3 separate regions of the Homo sapiens genome follow, and regions 1 and 3 are each linked to region 2. A link is a loop called in an ENCODE intact Hi-C map of the cell type or tissue named here. Cell type or tissue: endothelial cell of umbilical vein. All regions are shown on one strand.

Region 1 (8,000 bases), 81 kb after region 2:
GATTCATCAGCAGGTCTTTCAACTAAAGCAGTATCTGTTTTGCTTTTTAGGGGTCAAGGAAACTTTTGATTTTAAAATCTTAAAAGTTTTTGGGCTGTCTCTTGTTAGATGAGGTCATGTGAGAGTGACATAGATTAATATTTCGGTGTTTTAAAACTAGGAAACATAAGTCAAAGAGATATTCTCTTGCCTAATGTGCTTATAATGTTATCTTTTGATCATATAAATGTGGATTTATGGGAAGAAATGTTATCACTGCTCTCTATAACCATATATATGGAATAATGGAGAGAAATCTTATTTAAAAAGTTTAACTAAGGGCAACTTTGGCTATGGAGTATATATCATAATCTTCACATACATATGAAGAAATTGACACTCATGGAGTTTAAATAACTTGCCTAAGGCCATTGATTAAAGGAAATCTGACTGGCTCGAAATCCTATGTACTTTTCCCATTTCCTCATTTCAATCAAATAGCTGGTTTTATTTTATTTTCTCTCTCCACCAAGCCTTGTGAATTAAGACAATGAGTTGCTGTTTGTCTTTGTCTTTCCCTAGCCTAATAACCTAGGAAAAACTGAAGTAGAAAGGAAGGATTACTGGACTAGCAGGCACAAACTTTGGCTCCAAATTCATGCCCTGCCAGATACTAAACTGTGTAATCTTGGGCAAATTACTTTCCTTTTGTGAACTTCAGTTTCTACTTCTGTAAAATGTGGACAATAATATTCATTTTATATGGTTTCTGTAAAGTTAATCATGAGGATGGTGTTAGTTCCTTTCTCATCCTTTCTGTCCCTCTTTGAGCTTCTGTTTCCTCACCTATGAAGCCAGTAGAATCATCTCTTCCTGCTTCTTCATCGGGTTCCTGTGGGGTGCAATGAATGTGAAAATGTTTTGTAAAACAAGAAACCATTATGTAGATATAAGAGGTTATGACTATTAATGAATAAATATGGGTTTGGTGTCTGGAAGTAATTTTTACTTATTTCATTTGTAAACACTAGCATTGCAGTTGGCTGAACCTTGTGTCAACCATCCATTCCAGGAGCCAGCTATCTGAGGTAAGAGAGGAGGCGTGTCTTCTTGTTTATGAAATACTAATAGGCATCTGAGCCAGTAATGTTGATTTTAGAAGAAATACAAAGAATAGAAGAAATACAAAGTACTTTATGAGGAAAAGAACTGAAAAATGGCCAAGACAGTGAGCTGACCTCTCTTTTTATTTTTGTTTTTTTGATTTATTTTTTTCCCTTTTAATTCATAGCCCTTAAGGTTTAATACCAAAACCAAAAATCTGGGCCACACAGACGATTCAGATTTAATGTGTATGTATTTAAGTGTCCATAAAATGCAATGGAGTAGAATGTGCTTAACCATTATTTTATTGTATCCTCAACTAGTATGTGGCAGGAGGGCTTTTTACCTGGTTTCCTAACCCTTGATTGAGCGCATTTTTGACTACACTATACTGCCAGTGTTACCTGGCTCTGAAGGGGCCAAATATTTATGGCTGGGTCAGTCACTCTCTCTTAGCTGCCAAACAAAATCATCTCAAAAAGCTAGAATCCAAAGCCACAACAGAAAAATCCTAAGAACACAGAAAATTGAGTTAGTCTTTTGAAACCTTGCATCCATTGTATCTGAATGCCACTCTCCTGGGGGACTGTTGGGAATGACACCAATCCTTGGCAGAAGAATACATTTGTCTTGAGTTTGCCAAGAAAATGGAGGCCAATGGAGAAAAAACATTTAAAGGAAGCATCATAGTTGTAAAATTTACCAGATGCGATTTTTCTCCTAAAGTCAACCTGCTGAATCTGTACCTTCTAATGAGCTCTACTGTGTTTTATGTAATGTAACTTAACCAAAAAGAGGTGAAGTAGTCAATATGTAGAATAGTAACTTTGTAGAAGATTTGATATCATTATTTAGAGTACTATACACATGTATTCTGCTGAATATTTTGTTAATTCCTTTGGTATGTTATATCTATGACCTCGAACTGCAACCATGACTTCAGTTGCACAGACCTTTGAGAAGAATAAAATTGGTTGGTATTGCCCCAAATTTGTAGGACTTAGAAAATTTAGAATTGAGAGGAAATTAAGGTGTCAGGTTTACATGATTTTCAAAGCTAATATCATATATATATAATAAGAACACGTGCAGACAAGGTAGGTTATGTATGGACTATGAAATTTCTGTAATTAAACCAGACATAACAGCCACTTAAGTTATTTAGATTTTCTTCTCATTCCTACAAAAAAAGAACATTGTTTTTATTTTTATTATTATTTATTTATTTTTCAAGTGGAATATAAGCTAGTTTACCCAGGAAGTTTTTTATTTATTTATTTACTTATTATTTTACTTTAAGTTCTTGGATACATGTGCAGAACATGCAGGATTTTTACGTAGGTATACATGTGCCATGGTGGTTGCTGCACCCTATCCACCCATCATCCAGGTTTTAAGCACCGCATGCATTAGGTATTTGTCCTTGCCTTGCCCTCCACCCATCAACGGGCCCCGATGTGTGATGTTCCCCTCCCTGTGTCCATGTGTTCTCGTTCAACTCCCACTTCTGAGTGAGAACATGCGGTGTTTGGAAGCCATCATTCTCAGCAAACTAACACAGAAAAAGAGAACATTGTTTTTAAAAAAGGTAGTAGCAAAAAATGTAAGAATGGCTCCTGTCCACCTTTTATTTCTTTTCTAGTCCACAAAATAACCCTGCAAAAACTTATTTCTAATGTTTTATTTTTACGGATAAATATATCAGAAAAGAATGTACTGTAGATACCTACTATCATAGTTTTTGACAGCTCTGTGAGGCAGAGATCTAACTTGTTCATTTAGAAACTGCAGTTATCACACTAACCTTCCCTCCGATGCCAATTGTTAAATATTAATAGAATAAGCTTTGAAAAGTAATTAACTGTATCCCCTGTCCCCACAGAAACCCATCTTGAAACTATCAAGAGGAGTTTTAAGCAAGCCCTGAAAGGTTACAAAAATTACTCTCAAGAAAGAGGAATTTTCTCTCTTTCTCTTTTCGTTATATTTTGGAGGTGGGGAATGGTAGAGAGGGAATGATAGAAACCTCTCAAGTAACCTTTGGGAGGTGGAGAAGTAAATAGTCTGGGAGCATGCTGTAGAAATTTAAAATAATCCTGTGGCAATAATTGGTATCAGTGGCAGTAATGAAGAAAGAATAACAGTTTCAATAAATAATTAGACTTGACAGTAAATGTGTCAACAGGTACCCACTTAATGAGTGTAATCATTGTTTTTCTCTGCTCTCAACGTTGATCCACTGACTGCGGTGTGTTCTCTGTCCCATTTCCAAACCAAATCTATTTAAAGCTGCACTCCACGGAATCTGCAACAGTATACCCTGTTTACTATTTAGAGCTGATACCTAATGTTCTTTAATAGGCAAGATCTGTACTTGAACGAGAACAGGCTTCTGGCCTCTTGTAGACGGTTGATTATCCCTGTTTTCCACAGGGTGATTCATTAGCAAGGATGAATAATACCCAATTAAATCTCATGGACTTGTCTATATTGCCAGAGTGAATTGTTTATTATAATTTGGTGGAAACAGTCCTAGTCTGCTTTAAATAAAATTAATCAGTTACCGTTTTTTGAAGTGGAGGTAGAGGCAGTAGTTATAAGTGAAATTACCTCTGTAATAACCTGAATAGAATCACATTGTTTTTGGGAGCAAAGCAGTATGTTGTATGTTATGTGCACCAGAAGCCATGAGAATCCTTTTCTAATCCCAGCTGTAATGTCACCTGGCTGTGTCACCTAGGCAAGTCACCTTCCCTCTATGAGGTCTGTTTCATCATCTAATGACAAAGTTGGACCAGTTGATCATGGCATTACTTCCGGTTAAATGTTCTCTTATATATGATTTTATTTCCTAGCTAGTCCCTTCTCTCTCCTGGTGCCATGTTTCCAAAATCATAGGACAGTCCTATGACTCTACTGCACAGCCACTGTGGAAAATTAGTTATTTTTCTGCTTAGCTTTTGCTTCTTTTACATACCAGACATGCAGTTAATGACTTTTATTATATATACTGTAAGAATGGGCATTTATACACCGGTAGCGGTAGTCCCTTACCCCAGCAACTTGCAATTCCTTGTTAGGAAAGAAAAGCTGTTTTCCTCCACATTTCTTTACTCTGTGACATTGTTCCCTGATCTGGGTCTTATGAGAGGATCTGGTAAACTTCCCCCCTATTAAGACCGTTAGGAAGAGGTGGATGCTTCTTCCATTATTTGATTTTTCCAGAGCAAATCACTGGATCTGTAAAGGAGATCAGAATGTCAAAGCCAGAGGGGACTTCACGAAGTAATCTAAACAAATTATTTCATGTCACAGATGGAGATTTTAGTGTCTGGGAGGGAATCTGATTTGTCTAAAGTGTTTTTGACTGATCTTGGACTAGAATTCTTCTGACTACATAGTTGTATCTTTAAGTAGAGAAATCTTTTTCTATAAACTATCCTTTCACTTCCTAGTTCTTAAAAGGCCATTATCTTCCAGGCAAAACCAATTTCATTTTCAGCATGGGGATGTGAGATGTCCTTAAACATAAATGGACTCCAGGTATCTTCATTAATTTCATGAAGACATGGCACAGAGGGTTCCGGCTACCTTCTGCTTTCCGTGTTTATTAAAAGACTGTGGATTCCCTTGCAGTTCTTCCTGTAAGAGGTTGTTTGACGCTGACATCATCACTCTCCTCCACCCGCCTCCTGCCCTTTTCTGAATCAGTGAATTATAGGAATCTGAGAATGAGCTCCTGTTTCCTGCACATTGTTGGGGAACATTAAAAAAAAGAAGACAGATGAGGGATTTATAAGCAAGAGGACAGAAGAATAATAGCCAACACAATGAAGTCTAGTTCAAGGCCTGCGATTCCCAATTGCTGGGCTACACAGCATTAATAGCAGTGTCTCTCACCCTTTCAGACCCTTCTCTCTTATTTCAGACCCTTCTGCCTTATTCTTGTGGGGATGGGCTGGGACTGAGAAACAGCTAGTATAATCATTGCCAAAATGAAACTCACATGTACATGGGGGCTTCCAGGTCTGGAGAAGAGTGTAGTAATTGTTACCCATCCGATAGAAGGTGCTTAGAGACCACTGGACCTAAGCACTTACCTGGAACCTCACAGTACAGAGGTTCAAAGAGTAGAAATCAGTTGACTGAGTCTGAGGTTCAAATCCTGGCTCTAATTAATTTGCTATGAGTTTAGTGAATGCCTAACTTTCCTCTGAGCTGCACTTTCTCCATCTGTGAGATGGGAGGAGGAGGGTGGCATAGATGATGTCAAAGGAACCCTCTGATTTTCATGAGTCTCAGATTTGCCCAAGGACCTGCAGCGAATGTGCAGCCAAGCCAGATCTTGAATTCAGAGCCCCTTTTTCTGGTTTGAGATGGTCATCATTATAAGTTCCACTACCCATACTTTCCAAACAGTATGTTTGCAGCTTTCAGCCTTGTTTTATTAAATCTACTTTTTCTCTTTTATTTGACAGTCCCTTTCTGTCCAGGGACCTGCCTAAAGTAGCAAATCTTTTTTTTTTTTTTTTTTTTTTTTTTGAGACGGAGTCTCGCTCTGTCACCCAGGCTGGAGTGCAGTGGCACGATCTTGGTTTACTGCAGCCTCCGCCTCCCAGGTTCAAGCAATTCTCCTGTCTCAGCCTCCCAAGTAGCTGGGACTACAGGTGCACACCCCCACGCCCAGCTAATTTTTTTTTTTTTTTTTAAGTAGAGATGGGGTTTCACCATGTTGGTCAGGCTGCTCTCAAACTCCTGACCTCAGGAGTCCACCCGCCTCGGCCTACCAAAGTGCTGGGATTACAGGTGTGAGCCACCGTGCCTGGCCTAAAGTAGTAGTTCTTAATATACGTGTGTGTATGTGCGTGCACACGTGCATACACATGATCCTGTGTTTGGGGCAGATGTGAGGATTATGGAATTTTCAGAAACTCAGATGAATTTATGAAATAGTTGGAAAATGCAGAACTCCAGAAAATGCTATCAACAAGTTTAGGAGGTTTGTAGATGCTCTGAAGGCCATCCATGAGTTAAGCAAAAGTTTTCATTCTATGTGGGAAGTATGAGATGACATTTGAGTGGCATACATTTCCTTTTGCTGTTGGATTTTCCCCGTAGTCACCTATTGTTATACTCTGAGTGTTAGGCTCGTTTTGTAGCATGACTTTTGGCATGTATGTATCTCAAACTATTGAGTGATATTTTAATATTGAAACTCTTATTCTACTTCATTCATTCACTCATGCATTCAAATTCAATTTTAATTCAGAATTTGCTAAATGCTAGACATCTCAATACATTATTGTATATAATCCTATAAAATAGAAAATTGCTAGGTGCTCAGAGAGGTTGAGTAATTTGCCCAAAGTTTTACAGCTAATAAATATAAAATCTGGATTTAAATCCGGATTTACTCCAAAATATGTGAATACCTCCAGAGATAACATTGAAGACAAATAGAGACAATGATGCAAGTTCATAAACCATGGAAATTTCTGGTAGAAAATGGTAGATGGGCCCCAGAGGAATACAGAGAATGTGTACTATGGGATTTTAGGAAGGGACAAGATCATACATTATGAATTACTTCATATCATAATTCGTTAACTACGTGTTTATCTGGCTCCTTAAGAAAGAATAAAAAAAGCTAGATAATCATATGAAACACATTATGCATAACTCAGTTTTTTTCTTGTTCTTCAAACTTCTGTCAGGTTAGTGCTCTCAATATCTTCATTTGGTAAGTGAGATGAGGAGATGAAGAGTAGTTAGGGTCATAGTGCCCTGATCATACTGAGTTTTCACCTAAATAGGAATTTCAGTGCTTTGGGTCATCTATTTTGTTCCCCTCCTCCCGGCCTACCCCCCCATTATATTGAGCTTGAGACTTTTAACAGAGATAACTTCTGACCACGCACAGATCAGCACAAATGCAGATGTGAGCAGCTAGAATTTGGATGCTGCCAAATTGTGATGACTGCCACATGTGTGAAGCTAAAGCTTAGCACCTGATGACCCACTGTGAGTGTGTGGGGGGGCCAGAAGAGTGAAAGGCAGGTCAGAGATGGAAGACGCCTCGGAGTTTCTCAATGGCAGTACCTTCACCTTGCAGATGCAGAAATGGAGGTGGTTAGAAGGGGTAAGACTTACTAAAATTCACACAGCAGGTTAATGGCTCTCTGAGAATAATGGCAAAACAAGAACAAGGCTTTATACCAGCAATCTACAGTAGTATCTACTTTTATTTCCTACCTTTCCGTTGGCATATACTCACACTGATAGGCTTGACAGGCAGATAAACCTGTATTTGAAGGTCAGCAGGATTAGTTGTGTGGCCTTGGATAAGTTACTTGATTTACTTGGGTCTCAGGTTTGTTGTCTGTAATAGAAACCATACCCTTTTTCTTTTCTTTCTTTCTTTTTTTTTTGAGATGGAGTTTTGCTCTTATTGCTCAGGCTGGAGTGCACCGGCATGACCTTGGCTCACTGCAACCTCTGCCTCCTGGGTTCAAGCGATTCTCCTGCTTCAGCCTCTGTAGTAGCTGGGATTACAGGCATGAGCCACCACGCCCAGCTAATTTTTTGTATTTTTAGTAGAGACAAGGTTTCACCATGTTGGCCAGGCTGGTCTCAAACTCCTGACCTCAGGTGATCCACCTGCCTCAGCCTCCCAAATTGCTGGGATTACAGGCATGAGCCACCGTGCGTGGCTGAAACCATACCCTTTTAACAGGACTATACCAGTGTACTGTTCAATATACAGAAATACTATCACCCATCTGATTAATAATCCTTATCACAGCCCAATGAGACAGGCACAGATGTTCTGCTTTTCAAGATTCTATTTCCTAACTTCATCTTGACAGTTGTAAGTCTCTTGCTTCTCAAAGTTTGGTCTGAGGACCGGAAGCATCAGC
Region 2 (8,000 bases):
TTTGGTGAACATTTGGAGAGGACTACTGTGATGGCGTAAAATCCGGTGACCTAGTTACAGAATATCCCCTGCAGGCTCACTGGTAAGGAAGGCTCATGTTTAAACTCAGTGAAAGGAGAGCCTGGCTTATTTATGGTGGTGGTTGTTTACATGTCTTTAAATGACCTTCTTTTTTTTTTAATATAAAGGCAATATATTCTCATAGAAAATTCAGAAACTGTAAACAGGGTTAAAGAAGAAAATAAAAATCAACACTATCACTTTCACCTATTTATTATTCTTATTTTATTTATTTATTTATTTATTTTTAAGGCAGAGTCTCTTTCTGTCACCCAGGCAGTGGCACGATCTCGGCTGACTGCAACCCCTGCCTCCCAGGTTCAAGCGATTCTCCTGCCTTAGCCTCCCAAGTAGCTAGGATTACAGGCATGCACCACCACCAAGTCCGGCTAATTTTTGTATTTTTGGTAGAGACAGGGTTTCACCATGTTGGCCAGACTGGTCTTGAACTCTTGACCTCAAGTGATCCGCCTGCCTTGGCCTCACAAAGTGCTGGGATTAGAGGCGTGAGCCACTGTGCCTGGCCACTTCCACCTATTATTAATGAAACCTGTCCTATTTAACAAAAACGATAATGTGGGGTGTCTTGTGCTTGGAGCTTGGAGAAAGGAATTTGCCTCTGTTTTTTTAATGACTTATGGCAAGGCCAGTATGACCAGTAAGTGGGCTGTTTATTATTATTATTATTATTAATCACCATTGTCACTGATAGAAATTGTCACTATTGTCACTGATAGAAACCAAGATAGAAATTGTCACTATTGCTATAGCCCCAAGAAGGACCTCATGGCTGCATAACGATTGAGCACCTTATATTTACACAATGCTTGGTTGTTGTTTTTTAAGGCAACTGTGACTCAACAACAGCTGTTTGAGAACAGCTCCATCCCAGATGAAATCAGAGGAACCGAAGTTTAAAAAGAAAGTGTTTCTGGGCTGGGCGCGGTGGTTCACGCCTGTAATCCCAGCACTTTGGGAGGCTGAGGCGGGCAGATGGTTTGAGGTCAGGAGTTTGAGAGCAGCCTGACCAACTTGGTGAAACCCTGTCTCTACTAAAAATACAAAAAAATTAGCAGGGCGTGGTGGTGCATGCCTGTAGTCCCAGCTACTCAGGAGGCTGAGTCAGGAGAATCCCGTAGTCCCAGCTACTCAGGAGGCTGTCAGGAGAATCCCTTGAACCCGGGAGGCGGAGGTTGCAGTGAGCTGAGATAGTGTCACTGCACTCCAGCCTGGGCCACAGAGCGAGACTCCATGTTAAAAAAAGAAATGTTTCTGAGCACTAAAGACAATTTGAACAAGGCAGAAAAGTACAAATAGGAAAACAATAATCTTACTAGATTGTTTGTTTTTGAGACAGCATCTCCCTTTGTCATCCAGGCTGGAATGCAGCAGCACGATTATGGCTCACTGTAGCTGCGAACTTCTGGGCTCAATCAACCCTCCCACCTCAGCCTTCTAAGTAGCTGGGACTATTCTGTAGTGATAATCCTTGTTAAAGTTTTGGAAAATACCTTTTTTAGAGTCTCTCTTTCTCTCTACACAGACACACACACACACATACACACATGCAACTTTTATGTGAATGACGGCATTTACAATTTACGTAAATTACTGCAGGTGCTATCATTTATTTTTTTCACTCAGCAATATGCCTTGAAAAAATTTTAAGTCAATCAACATACAGATATTTGTCATCTTTTAAATAGCTATAGATTTTCGCTCAGACTCAAAGTCTAATTTTTAAAGAAGTGACTGTTATATTTAAATCATATATAGCTTCATGATGAAAAAAGGAAAAACAATTCTTGGGACCGGACATGGTGGCTCATGCCTGTAATTCCAGCAGTTTGGGAGACCAAGGTAGGAGAATTGCTTGAGGTCAAAGGTTTGAGACCAGCCTGGGCAACACAGTGAGACCCTGTCTCTCCAAAAAAAAAAAAAATATATATTAGCTAGATGTGGTGGCACATATCTGTAGTCCTACCCACTCAGGAGGCTGAGGAGGTGGGAGGATCGCTTGAACCCAGGAGTTTAAGGCTGCAGTGAGCTAGAACGGTGCCATTGCACTTCAGCTTGGGTCACAGAGTGCAACTCTGTCTATAAAACAAAGACAAAAGCACCACAGTTCGTTAGATATAACTGAATATTATCTTCATTTCCTACTGTAGTGGTTCTTAGAAAGGTTGTTTCTTAAGTTAGAAACTGTTGCCTAAGTATTTAGGATGTGGCAGGCACTGTGCTACATGCTGGGGTTGACGAATGCATGGGATTCGGCTCTCTCCCAGGCTGGTGGGAAGAGGACACATCTAGAAGCCAGGGTATATACCCCGAAGGGGTTTGAGGCAGTGCAGAGTTGATGATGATGGTCTCCAGCCTGCCTTTCCTTTACAAAAATGAGGAGACTGCATCTCACATTGCCAACGAGCTGCTTGACTCTACCGATATTCCCTACCAAGCACGATTATGGGTAGTCTTAAAATTCTTAATAATAAAATAGATATTGAAAATAGTGTTTTTTTTTTTAACAGTGAAAGTAATATGTACTCATGTATAGGTTTTCAATATACAGGAAACTATAAAATGAAAAGGATTGTACCTGTAATCCCACCCCTTACAGCTAACTACTGTGACATTTTATTTGTAGAAGTCCATTTTGCTATCAGACCTCAAGTTTTAAAATCTTAACTCACCCTCTGTAACCTAGTTCTCAGCTCTATTTTATGTAACGTTTTTAAAGGATTCAAGATTTAAAATAAACTTATCTCACCCCAAATGCACTTGTATATTTTTGACACCCCCTCATCTCTCTCTCTCTCTTGTCTCTCTCTCTTCTCTGTCTCTCACTCTATCTCAGTTCTCTTTCTCCTCTTCTTTCTCTCTCTCCTCTCTCCTCTCTCTGTCTTTCTCTCTCTGTCTCACACACACACACGGGGAAAAAAAATCACTCGAGTTAAGAATCAGTCTCTCATTTTACAGATAGGAAAACTGAAATCTAGAACTTGTCTGAAATCATGTTAAAAAAAAAAAAGTGGTAATCTGTGCTCGAACCCAGGTCTCCTGAATTTTCGTTCAGTGCTTTTTCCATTCTACAGTGATGCCTCCTTACTAGGTCATAGAAACAGTGGCAGAGGGAGAAAAGGAAAAATACGTCAGCTCCAAAGAGTGCAGTTTTTTTTTTTCTGTGTCCTTTAGCTGAGCTATTTTTGTGACTATTCAGTACATGTACAATGCTGCCTCTTGGAGTGTTCCGGCTAGACTAAGAGGCCATTCACTGCTGACTGCAGCCATGCCATCCCTCCATGGAATCCTCGGCCCGGAAATCAGATGGGAACAAACTATTCCAATATACAAATCAAATTTCAGAGTCTGAGTGTACACAGAAAAATTACTGGATATCCTGTTGGACTATGTACATAACAATGACACAGTGATTTATGAGGGTATGATGGGGCAGAGGGTAGCGGGTGATGTTGGAGTTGATTCATCACTTAAGCGCTAATCCATTCACCAGCTCCAGTCAGACTTCAACACAAATGCCAAATTATTCATCTTCCCTAAATCCAACCCTATTATTTTCTCTCTCAAAACCTTCAGTTGCTTCCTTTTGCATATGGAAGAGAGCGTGGACTCCTCCATCTGGCATTTAAGGCTTTCTATGATCTGTCCTCCCAGACATTGATAGGCTGTGGAGATACAGTAAGGTAGTTGTTATGAGCCACACCTTGCAGCCAGGCTGCTCCAGCACCAAGCAACACTTTCCCCGGGAGGTTGCTGCACCTCCCTGCTCCTCACTTTCCTCATTTGTGGAATAGGAATAGGGTCATTGTGAGAATTAAATAAGTTAATATTTGTAAAGGGTTTAACAGTGACTAGCTCATAATCCGTCACGTAGAAAGTTTTTTCTTAGCTCATTTAATAAGTACCTTTCTAACCCATCACTGATAGCATTTTTCTTTTGCACCAGACTTCTTTCTAGTCATTGCTGGGAGCGTCCTCTCATTTTCCTGCCTCCCTGTAGCTGTCACTCTCACTCCTAAACTGTTGGCGTTCTCATTTTGGCTTGCCCAAATCTTACGCATTCTTTTAAGTCCATGTTCAAGTGAATCCTCACTGATTTTGTTCTTCATTCATCCCCTTAACAGACTTTTATGGAGGGTCTACTGTGTGCAAGGTGTATTATGTAGGAAGCCTTCCACAGTTCCCAGAGCTAGGTGAGCTCTGTCATGTAGGCCTGTCTTGTACATATCACCTTCGACATTGCTGAGCAGTTTGTGTTGGACATGTTTGATCTCCTCCCCTAGAATATAAACAGCTGGAGAGTAGGATGCTTATTAGTAGGTGCTTATTAAGCTTTCTTTAAAATGAGTAAGTGCACATGCTACCTTTTATAGATCTGTTACCTTCTAATGAAGGCAAGAACAATAGGAACAAACATTAGTTTTGTGTGTGTGTGTGAGAGAGAGAGAGACAGAGAGGGAGAGAGAAAGAGAGAGAGAGATTTTGAATGGGAATAATTATGAGGCCACATCTGAGGGCAAATAACCACTTCCAAGTTGAAGAAAGGCAAGGAGAAGACAGGAATGAGAGGAGAGCTGTAGCAGTCAAAGGAAACGGGATGAGAATATGTTATTCTCTGAATCATAAAGCATTTGCTCTGAGAAATGTTTTTCCTTAAGTGGTATAAAATGTAAAATGAATTGGGTCTTAGTTTTTCTTTTCCTCTTTAGGAGGTTGGAGCTGATTTTTAAAATGAGGTAGGGGAGGGAGGTGGGGTTTGGAGAAAGAAAGTGAAAATTGTTTTCTGAAACTCTGTTTGTCAAATAACTCTCTGGAGAGAAAGTTCAGAGGGTGAGGGCCTGCCAAAGCTGACCAGCAGCACACAGGCCAAATCGTTCTTTCGTCATTGTCCTGGTCACTTCCCCACCCCTGTTCGCCACCCCCAAACACCTTTTTTCTTCTCTCTCTCTCTCTCTGTGTGTGTCTCTCTCTCTTTCTTTTCTTTCCTTTTTTTTCTTTTTATAACATATGAATATTATAAGTAAGTAGCTGGAGAAAATAAAAAAGCAAAACAAAACACAAAGTAAGCAGATGATTTCAACCTGCAATTATTTGTCAGGTCATAAAAATGATGTGTCTTAGATTTATTTACCTGATCTCCTCATCTGTTTTCCACTGGAAGCCTTCTGCTCGCGTCACCCTTCTTCATTTAGTTCCCCAAACTTCCACCCACTTTCTGACTCAAAGCAGGAGAGAAGCATTGAACAAAACCACTGGATTTGGAGAAGAGAGAAAAGCAGCTTTTAAGAACTGACTTTAGAGGTTTAGCACGAATTAAATTCCTGGTCTTTTCTTTCTGCAGATTTTTCAGCTATTGTTGTTGTTTGTTTTGTTTTGTTTTGTTTTATGTTTCTTGAGTTTATCGCTAAAGATGCTTTTCCGTGGATGGCACAAAAGTTCAGCTATGGCCATGTGCTTACTGAAGGCCTGTATATGGAGGCATCACAGTGGCTGGCCTTGAAGAAATTAAGATAGTGAAAGAGGACCCCTGTCTGCGAAGAAAGAGCTCATGTTTGTGTGTGTGCTCATGCTTTGGGTGCTACAAGGAGACTGGTGTCTGGGGAAGGGAGGAAGGGTGATGGTTACAGGTATAGGTAAATAAGTTTTCCAACAGTTAACAATACTTGGAGACAAGCTACAGAGTGATCAATGCTAGAGTTAGGAACGCTGTGAGAAGGCAAGGTGTTCTGTTTGTGCCATTGGGGAGGGCTTTGCTGTGGGGATTGGGGGAAGGATATTGTTTTAGGCTTTGCTAGATGGCTAGGACTTTAACAAATAAGAAAGAAAGAGCTGAGTCTTTAAGACAGAGGGAATAGCAGAGACATGAAAATATCTAGAGAGATTGGGAGTGGGAGGCTGAGTCTGGAGGTGAGATATCTGTATCCAATCAGAGAAGTTTCCTATGCCTTCCTGTAATGTTGGAGGCTTCTTTTTTTTTTGGTAATCAGTAAGGAGCTGTCATGGGCTTTGTAAAAGGGCTGTGATAGGATTACTCTGGTGTGTGTGTGTGTGTGTGTGTGTGTGTGTGTGTATGTGTTTTGCTTTTACTTTATACATTTCAGAGTCTTTTTAGGAACTCTTAGGCAACCTTAACTCTGGGGAGTGTGCATTGCCTGTCTTTATATGTCTTTACTTCTCTGTTGCTGCCTGGTTCTGCTCCTTCTCATGCTTCTGTAACAAAGTGCGGCAATGCAGGCTTCTAGAAGGTGATGTGAGATCTCTGAGCAGACCATGTGTGTGTTCTTCCCATCCTTTTTTCCCCTCCCTTTCTCTTCCTCCTCCTCTTTCTATATCACCACCCTCACCAGCAGCAGCAGCAGCACTCCCCTCCCTAAAATAAATAAACCAGTCACTCCAAAGGTTCCAAGCACATTAGTCACATATCCCAGAAGTTTAATACAGAATTATTTTGACAGCGAGAACAAGAAGTGTTTTCTAGTTGAACGCACAGAACTTGCTTATTCCAACTGGGCTTTCTGCCGCACAGACAGATGATACGTTTTTTAGATGGATTGGCCGCACAGCGCAGGAGACTGTCGCTTCCCTTGGATACACAGCAAACTGCTCACTACCAAAAGTGGCTGGGGAGAAGATGTGAAAGGAGAGAGAGAGAGCGCGAGAGAGACAGAAGAGAAGAGGAGAGGGGAGGGGAGGGGAGGAGAGGAGAGACGGGGAAGACAGAGAGAGAGAGAGAGAGAGAAAGGAAATCAAGTTCTTATTATGTACATAACTTTCTCATTAATGGCTTCCATAAGTCACTGAGAGATTTCTTTGTGTTTATTTATTTATTTGGCTGCTTTGGAGCCATGAGTCCTTTTTTAAACCCGGGTTTATGTCTGTTCTAAAAAATGAGGACAGATCGAGTTATTGCCATGCGGGTGGCTCTCCAAGCATTCCAGTTGCATAGCTCTTCCAGAAATATTTCTTGACGCACTTATTTAGCACTTTCTATTGCCGTTACTGAGCAGATTACAGAATCCTCCCGGCCCTTTCACCAAACCCGTCTAGAGCTGGTATGGATCTACTTGTGCCTATCTGGCAGATAGAAAGATAGAGGAATGGGAAGGTGAAGTCCATTGTTACTCATGAAGGATTTTGACCAGTAACCTCAGAAGAGTCAGAAGAAGAGAAAAAGCATGTGCTCTCCTCTTTCCTGCTTTGCTTTTCTGCTTCCAAGTCCCTCCTCCAAGCAGGAAGATCTTTCCTGAGCAGCAGCGTACCTGGGTGTGAGAACCCAGAGGGAGTGTGGTGGAGAGACGTGAAGGGGTCAGTTCCTGGAACATTCTGTTCCCTCTAGCTCCCATGATCATTGACTTCTTGCCTCTCAAGTCCTTCTAGGGATCTCCAGGCTTTTGAGAGGCTCAGCTGACCTCGCTCACTGCTGTGCATGCTCTCTGGAGCTTTCTTGTCCTCTTTTGGTTGTTTCTTACTAGCCCCTCATTCCCAGGACTTTTTCTGAGGAATCTCTGTTAGTTCAGGTAATAACTGGCTGTGAAACCTACAATAGTAAGTTCTTTGGATGTCGGTGTTTTCAGATGTTTCTTCTTCATGGAAACTCTTTATAAATCCCTCACAAAATGGGATGTCAAATCTCAATATGTAAAATAATCAAAGTGCAGTTAAATGGTGGTGCTGTTGTTAAAAGGTGGAAGATCTCATAGGCTTCTAGCCAGGGCCGAGTTATCTCCCCAGAAGAGCTCTGTGCCTCTGTGGACCCACTTAGTAAGCCATTGTACTGGAGTTGCTTTAAGGCTCCCTACAGCCCTGATGACCTGTGCTCAGCATTCTTTCAGCTTTCTGCCTCTTTGTATATCTTTCAAGCTTGAGAAAGATCCTCTATAGATCAGGAAGATGTGTCCAGTAAGAGATTTGACCTTTGCTGG
Region 3 (8,000 bases), 330 kb after region 2:
TTTTAAAATAAATACTCTTTCATTTTTAAAAAAGATGTATTCTTGGCCAGGCGCTGTGGCTCATGCCTGTAATCCCAGTACTTTGGGAGGCCGAGGCGGGTGGATCACTTGAGGTCAGGAGTTTGCGACCAGCCTGGCCAACATGGTGAAACCCTGCCTCTACTAAAAAATACAAAAATTAGCCGGGCATAGTGGCACATGTTTGTAATCCCAGGTACTCAGGAGGTTGAGGCAGGAGAATCGCTTGAACCTGGCAAGCAGAGGTTGCAGCGAGCTGAGATCGCGTCACTGCAATCCATCCTAGACAACACAGCAAGGCTGTGTTTAAAAAAATAAAAAGACATAATTGCAAAAGAAGTATTTCACTTCACCCTTTATTATAGGACAGACCACAGTGCAAGCAAGAAGATAAATGGTTAACTTACAACTGACCTCTGATTGGAGAATACTAGAGAGTGGTGAAGACTGTGGCAAGCAGGAGGGCTCACCAACCTCCCAGATTTAACCCAGGCTGCATGTAGGAATGCAGACCCAGTGTTGCTAGGTCTCTGGAATTAAGTTATATTTAACTAGCCTGTGATCTCTAAGGCCTTCAATTATGAGGTTCAGCACCACTGGAAAACTGAGTCAGTTTAGTGCTTTATTTCACAAAGGCAAATTGATGGTCCTTTCTGACCCTAAATTCCCAGTTTTACTTAAACTATTTAGACAAATCTAAGAAGTGTGTGAAATAAATACAGTGGAGCTTGAGGATTTTTGTTGTTGATTTTCTGTCCTTTTATATTTCCTCCTTCCCTCTGAGGGTTCACATAGGAGCCTCCACAGCCAGAGGATTACTTTCAGAATTGGAGGCAAGATTATTTCTTGGAATTTTGGTCTGAGGAAAAATTATTTAGGTCACTTGGACACTTATGTTGTGCTTTCCCACAAAATTGTCTAGCATTTTCTTTAAGACATATGCATGACCACTGCCCAAACGAAATAAATCACCCTTTCTCTTAAAGGATCCAGACTATTAAATATGAAGAACATCAACTAATTTGACTAGCAGAATGTAGGCCTTCAGTGTTAACATAGCCTTTTTCTGTTATTGCATTTATCTGCCTTTGTTCTGAAGCCCCAGTCTAGTACCTTTCTTAATGCAGATCTCTTTGAGCATAATGTTTCCATTAAACCAGCCAGTGGATCTCATTTGCTCCATACATATTCATATTAGGAAATATTATTGTACAAAGTAAAAGATGCTAGTAAAAGATATGCTGGAACAACATTTCTGACAGTATTTGTTCTGTAGTTAATGCTCTGGGAGCCTTTTTCCTTCAAACTCTCTATTCCTAGTTAGGGCCTCATCATTTCTTGCCTGGATTATTGCAGTAGCTTCCAGGCTGGCTTCCTTTATGCCCTTCATAAGCATATGGCTGCCAGATTAATATTTTTTTCAACACAGCCCTGATCCTGTCATTCTACAATTGAGTTCCTCACAGTCTACCTGATACAGAGACAGAAGGAATGTGATAATACAAATAATAATGGTACTCACAACAACAATAAATGACTGGTCTTTGATATTTAATCTCTAATATCAATTGTCTTGAGACAACAAGGCTTTTTGAATTCAATATCAGAGGGTTTAACTGTGAGGTACTTGGCATGGGTCTGAATTGCATGTATATTGTATGACTGATTGAAAGAAGATTATCTGATACACATGAGAAGTGTGGAGGTGGGAGCTGACATTTTGTTAGAAGTGCATGCCTGGCATTTTGATATACTATTGCACCTCCTCAAATCTTTTTAACAGAAACAAACTACTTTGTGATGATAGAATAGCATAATACAGGACAGCGGAAAAATCTTAGTGCTTTTTGTTCTGGTTTTGATTTTGCAACTAAATATGTATGATAAATAGGAAATTAGTGCATTGGAGCATATGCATCTGTTAAAGCAGATTGACTGCTTGGTTATCACACTATAAACAACATTTTTGAAGAATTTTAAAATTTATAATCTCTGATATAATGTTAAATGAAAAATAAGATACAAAGCCACACATAAAGAGGGTTCACATTTAAGCACCATCACCTATACAAAACACACACGCACACAGTCACACACACACACATACACACAGTCACACACACACTTACACACAGATACAAGTATACATAGAAATACAAACCATGAAAATAAAGTTACCAAAACAGTTGTTATCACTAAAGTTTTGAACGAGTGTTTTTTATTTCTTTATTAACCTTGTTATTACTTCTCATATTTTCTACAATGAGTATCACTGTTTTTAGTTTTGTTTTTGTTTTTTAAATGGAGTCTCACTCTTTCTCCCAGGCTGGAGTGCAGTGGGGCTATCTTAGCTCACTGCAACCTCCACCTCTCGGGTTCAAGCAATTCTGCCTCAGCCTCCTGAGTAGCTGGGATGACAGGTGCCCACCACCACGCCTGGCTAATTTTTATATTTTTAGTAGAGACAGGGTTTCACTATGTTGGCCAGGCTGATCTTGAACTCCTAACCAGGTGATCTGCCTGCCTTGGCCTCCCAAAGCGCTGGTATTACAGGTGTCAGCCACTGTACCCGGCGTATCATTGTTTTAATGAATACACTGTCTTACACGAGGGCTTGCCTAGCTCTCTCAAAAGTCTAAGAAACAATGAATAATATTATTTTATTTAAACATTATTTAAAAACATGAAAACAGTGAATACAAAGTTGAACTCTCCTCTTACAATAATAAAAATTCTTCTTGAATAATTCTGTATCCTACCATTCCATGAATTGTATCCATGGAAAAGTGTATGTTTTTCTGATTCATTTATTTATTTGCTTCTAGGTTATTGGATGAAGAAATCTAGGAATAGAATGAATAACTGTATAGATTACACCTCTGATGCCTGGTGTGTGTGTGTGTGTGTGTGTGTGTGTGTTTCTTCCCTTGTGATTTTCTCTCCTTTTCCTGCCTAATAATGATGTAGCTGATCTGCTTATCATGTTCCTTTATTTCTATAATTCCAATTGTTGTAGATCCCATAGAGGTGTTCACTCTTGCTCTCTCTCTCTCTTCTCTCTCCCTCTCACACACACACAGATTAAATAGAGAAAATTAAGTAAAGAGAGGAAAATGAGGAATAATTTCATACTTTAATATATTCATTCATTCATTGCTCTTTGATAATTTTTTTCTTTTTTAATTTTATTTTTCCCTAAGTTATTGGGGTATAGGTGGTATTTGGTTACATTAGTAAGTTCTTTAACGGACATTTGTGAGATCCTGGTGCACCCATCACCTGAGCAGTATACACTGCACCATATTTGTTGTCTTTTTTCCCATGCTCCCCTCCCACTCTTTCCCTCAAGTCCCCAAACTCCATTGTATCATTCTTATGCCTTTGCGTCCTCATAGCTTAGCTCCCACATATCAGTGAGAACATACGATGTTCGGTTTCCCATTCCTGAGTTACTTCACTTAGAATAATAGTCTCTAATCTCATCCAGGTCATTGCAAATGCTGTTAATTCATTCATTTTTATGGCTGAGCAGTATTCCACTGTATATGTATACACCGTAGTTTCTTTATCCACTCATTGATTGATGGGCATTTGGGTTGGTTCCACGATTTGCTACTGTGAATTGTGCTGCTATAAACACACGTGTGCAAGTATCATTTTCGAATAATGACTTCTTTTCCTCTGGGTAGATACCCAGTAGTGGGATTGCTGGATCAAATGGTAAGTAGAGCTCTATGATGTTTTGATACTCTTCTATGGCATAGACTTAGTGCTCCCATGTTCTAAGTGTTATGAAAGGCTGAAGATAGGAATATTAGAACATGGCCCCCTTCCTGAGTTATATAGCTTAGAACAATGGTACTCAAACTTAAGAATGTGTAAGAATTACCTAGGCCATAGCACTTACACATGGAATATCAAGAGGGAGAACAGACTAGGAGAAGACGTTTGAATTCAGCTGCCCATGTAAAGTATAAAGAATTATTTTTACCCAGAATCTTGAAGGGGAAGGAACTGAGTCACACAGACAAGAATGTGCCTAAAGCAATTCAGCAGTTCAGAGTGGAATGAAAAGGACCCTGGTTCCCTGCTCTTAAGCCAGTGTTCTTTAGCTGGCTAGAACTCAGCTCTCTGTTTAAAAAATGAATGGGTTGCAGTGGAGCGCTGTGTTCCAAGTAGGATTTGTAAGACTTCTGGAATTCTGAAAAAATTCTACTGGTTTTCTGCCTGTTTCTCTGTCTATACTTGAATTCACTGAGGCCAAAAATGGTAACTTTTTACCCAGTAGCTGGCAACATTCCTGGTAATTAGAAAGTGATCAGTAAATGCTCAATGACTATCTGAATGATTGCATTTTTCAAAAAGAAATCTGAAGTCTAAATTTTGAGCCAACTAAACATCATATTTCTTTGGTTTTGGGTGGTTTGGGAAAAATCCAATGTGTTCTCTGAAAGGAAAACATATTTGGAGATATGATTATTTTTTTCTGTAAATAAAGTTACTTTGTTGTAAATATAAATATACATGCTCATTTTATAAAAGAAAATGAAAGGAGAAAAAAGAGCAAAATATCTGTATTGACACCACTCATAATTACCACTCATAATTTTTGTTTTGTTTTTCTTATTCACATATAGGACTTTTATCATGATATATGTATGAATTTATATCCTGTTATTTTTCTGAAACATTATAGCATAACAGGATTAAGTATCCTATTACCTCTACAGTTCCTGATATTTATAAAGATAAATTATGAAAATAATGTTTGAATGAGAAGGTTTTTCTGTTTATATGCTGTTCCAAAGAACCTTAGGTATCAGAATTTATCTGAGCCCAAAAACGTCCCTTAGGTACCTTAAGCTACCCAAATTCTTTGAATTCTTTCAATCAAATCCCCTAATTTTATAAAGAGGAAATTGAAACCCAAGAAACAATATAAGTGAATTTGTTTGAACCCAGGAATTTCAGTACTTGTTGTCCTAATTTAAAATTGTGTCCCAAAGAATATTTATCTTTGAATTTGTTGATGTTTGCTCTTTTAAAAAGGAAAGAAGAATAATAAACTAATTCCTCATTTTACCTTTAAAAGGAAGTTTCACTGGAGGAATAAGACCCAAATGAATGAACCCCCATCAGTCATTCGTATCCCCCAGCTGATGAGGATTTCAGCAGTTGTGCTGACACCTTGATCTTGGGCTAGCCACCCTCCCCTTGCTCTGCCATGGAGCTTGGTCACCTTGTACCATGGTCAAAATAATGGTGCTCTCTTTCAAAAGCCATCCTTAGATTTCCAGCTAATAGTGTGTAGAAAAGAGAAAACATAATTTTTTAGTACCCCAAATTCTAGGTTATCTACTGCACTGAATGATCTAAAATATCAAGTAGGCGCTTTCAGCAAAGCTGTTAGAAATATAAATAGAAAAAATAGGAAAGATTATTTGTGGGACCATTCAAACTAAGACTGTTGTTGTTCTCATTATTATTGTTGTTTTTAAAGGACACTGTCCATATATTGCAAGACATGTTGCCCACTGCCCTTCACCTATGGGATTATATAAACGCAATCCTATTTTTTAAATAGTTGTGCAGAAAATCGAGAAGGGAGCTACCTTAACTGTGTATTCAGTTCTTGAGTGACAAAGACAGGCGTGAGAGAGAGAGTCCCTTGCTTCCAAATCACCCCTCCTTTGCCTCACCCTTTTCAGGACAAACCGACTACCAGAAATGAATCTAACCCATGTGGTCACTACAGGATTTATCTGGGCATTTGCTGAACCTGCTCGCAATTTATTTTTATTTCTTCCGATAGACATGGATTTGGCACAGGGGAGTGAATTCTTTTTGAAGCAGCAGATGTGCCTGGTACACCCGTTTGCTGTAACCATTTGTGCTGTGGTTGAAAAAAATTTTTTTAAGAGTGCAGAATTGTTGAAGGGGGAGGGTTAAAAAACCAGAGCCATTTTAGTGATTATGCAAAGTTAGAATGTGAGTAATTTTGCTGCAGTTAGTCATTATGTGCTTTCATAGCTTGTTTTACAGGGATAAAGGGATGTGTACAGGTTTGGTGAATAGAGCTCTTATTTGTTCCTAATAGTCACTCTTCATGAAAACATTTTCTACCCTTCCTCCTACTCTGTGGCAAAAGTGCTCTCTCCTTGGAAATTATACCTTTCTGGGATCCATTCCTTTTATCCATCTACAATCAGTGGACAGACAACTCCATTTTGAAGAACAAATACGTTAGAAGAAGAATTTTTTTCTCCTATACAATCTACAGTGTAACTGATACACATTCAAATCATCGTAATACAGTGATCATTATAAAATGAGAGTGTTTTCTGCAAAGAGGAAAAAAAAAACTGAGCAAACATCTAGTGACTTTGTTAGGAGCTTAATGTGCTCTAAATATGATGTCCTTCAAATATTTTATTTGAAATATTTGATAGGTCTTAGAAAATTTTGCTCATGGAATTCTCTGAGAACTGTAACACACCACCTATTCCTTTTTCGCTTTGCTTTCGGTCACCCAAATTTTTTTAGAAATATGTGAACGAGGGTCTGTTTGTTTCCACTGAAGCAAATATAGCCACTTGCTCACACTGGTGGCTTCTTTTACTGAAGTCCGTGAATATGTTAGAAACTCTTGTATGAAAATACAGCAACCCAATTTGTCCCTATTGAGCCTACTTTGTGATTTCCATGCCCTGCTGCCTGGTGTGTATACACTGAGATCCACTTTGTTAAAGAACAAAACTGGGTTTGTTACTTTTTTGTAGGCTTATTATTAAGTCTGAGCATTCTGGTGTGAGGTTAGGAACGCTGGTTTCAGACTCTGGAAAACAGAGTTCTAATCCTGACCCTCTGAAGACCTTCTCACTTTGGGCAAATCTTTCCTGAGCCTTGTTTCCTTGAGGAAAATGTAGAGATGTGTGATATTCACATTTCTTACGCCCTACAGTTATGTGAGGAATACTGTATGTTTCAGTTATGCACAGATAAATTAGTTATTTCTTCTCAAAGAATCCTCTGTTAAAAATTATTCCCCAAATAGCTCTTTTTCGACACTTGTCTCAAGGTGGTCACATTTTAATTTCTGCCACTGATACACAAATTTCAGTGATAAGAAACCCCTGAATGACTTGAGAGTTTCCTGAGAGATGGGATCCCACCTATTTTATTATCTTTTGTCTTTTTATGGCTTCCGAGTAGCAGTAAAAGATAGGAATGGTTGGTTCTATTACAGTAGTTGATTATAACCAAAAACTAGTGAACCACACTCTCCAAATGTCCTGCTACCTACAGCTAAGAAACCCAATGTTTATAAACTAACTCAGAACTTTTAAAATTAGATTGAACTACAGAACCCTCTATCATACTTAAATCTTCTTAGATGAATGGTGCACAAAACTGATGGGGGATGGGAAGTGTGGGCAATTCTGTTACCGAACTATTTCCCTTATTGTTTCATTTGATTAAACACTTCTCTCTTGTATGGAATTTGCCAATAATACATTATTGAAAAAACTGATTTCAATAATATGTTATTGAAAAAACTAATTTATTGAATAAAAACATATGGAAAAATCTCTTTGCTAGACCCTAAGGATGGAAAGCCCAAATTTCTACCCACATGGAGTTTAGAGAGGAAAGGAACACTAAATAAGTAATTGCAAAACAAGACGTAAGGGTTATCATAAGGATAATGCAAACTATTAAAGAGACATTAATGGTGGGCACCTTGTCTAATTTTGGAGGTTCCAGATTGGCTTCCTAAAGGAGGCATCATTTCGTTTGAAATCTGAAGGATGAATAACCAGTTAGAAGTTGCGAGATGGAAGCAGGTTGGAAAGTGTTCAAATCAGGGCAACCACAGGATAGCTGGAGTGTTGACTCCTGTGTAGAGGAAAGTAAGAGAGGAGGCTAAGAAGATAAACAGTAGTTCTATCAGGAAAGAATTTGGACTTCATGGTAAGAGCAAT

Evidence for each region. Peaks named below come from ENCODE experiments on the same cell type or tissue, not always from the same donor. Only the 100,000 strongest peaks of a DNase experiment are listed, where the experiment ranks them.
Region 1: a loop joins it to region 2, with 2.8 times the contacts of the local background. A loop is called at or near these places in 6 of 110 quality-filtered maps.
Region 3: a loop joins it to region 2, with 7 times the contacts of the local background. A loop is called at or near these places in 4 of 110 quality-filtered maps.

Annotation. Positions count from the first base shown.
Region 1 is chr3:188,340,653-188,348,652 of GRCh38, forward strand. It overlaps LPP (LIM domain containing preferred translocation partner in lipoma), which reads left to right. Exons shown (of 12, transcript NM_001375462.1): 3 at 1,011-1,067. Among named protein-coding and RNA genes, the nearest start is that of FLJ42393, 170 kb to the left of the region's middle. In endothelial cell of umbilical vein, no CTCF peak of the experiment used is centred here; a DNase peak (open chromatin) is centred at 4,789; H3K27ac peaks cover 1,643 bases.
Region 2 is chr3:188,259,757-188,267,756 of GRCh38, forward strand. The region is part of intron 2 of LPP (LIM domain containing preferred translocation partner in lipoma); the gene reads left to right. Among named protein-coding and RNA genes, the nearest start is that of FLJ42393, 85 kb to the left of the region's middle. In endothelial cell of umbilical vein, no CTCF peak of the experiment used is centred here; DNase peaks (open chromatin) are centred at 815, 3,375, 4,495 and 6,485; H3K27ac peaks cover 7,432 bases.
Region 3 is chr3:188,590,247-188,598,246 of GRCh38, forward strand. All of the region lies in intron 6 of LPP (LIM domain containing preferred translocation partner in lipoma), which reads left to right. Among named protein-coding and RNA genes, the nearest start is that of LPP-AS1, 26 kb to the left of the region's middle. In endothelial cell of umbilical vein, no CTCF peak of the experiment used is centred here; a DNase peak (open chromatin) is centred at 4,055; H3K27ac peaks cover 1,725 bases.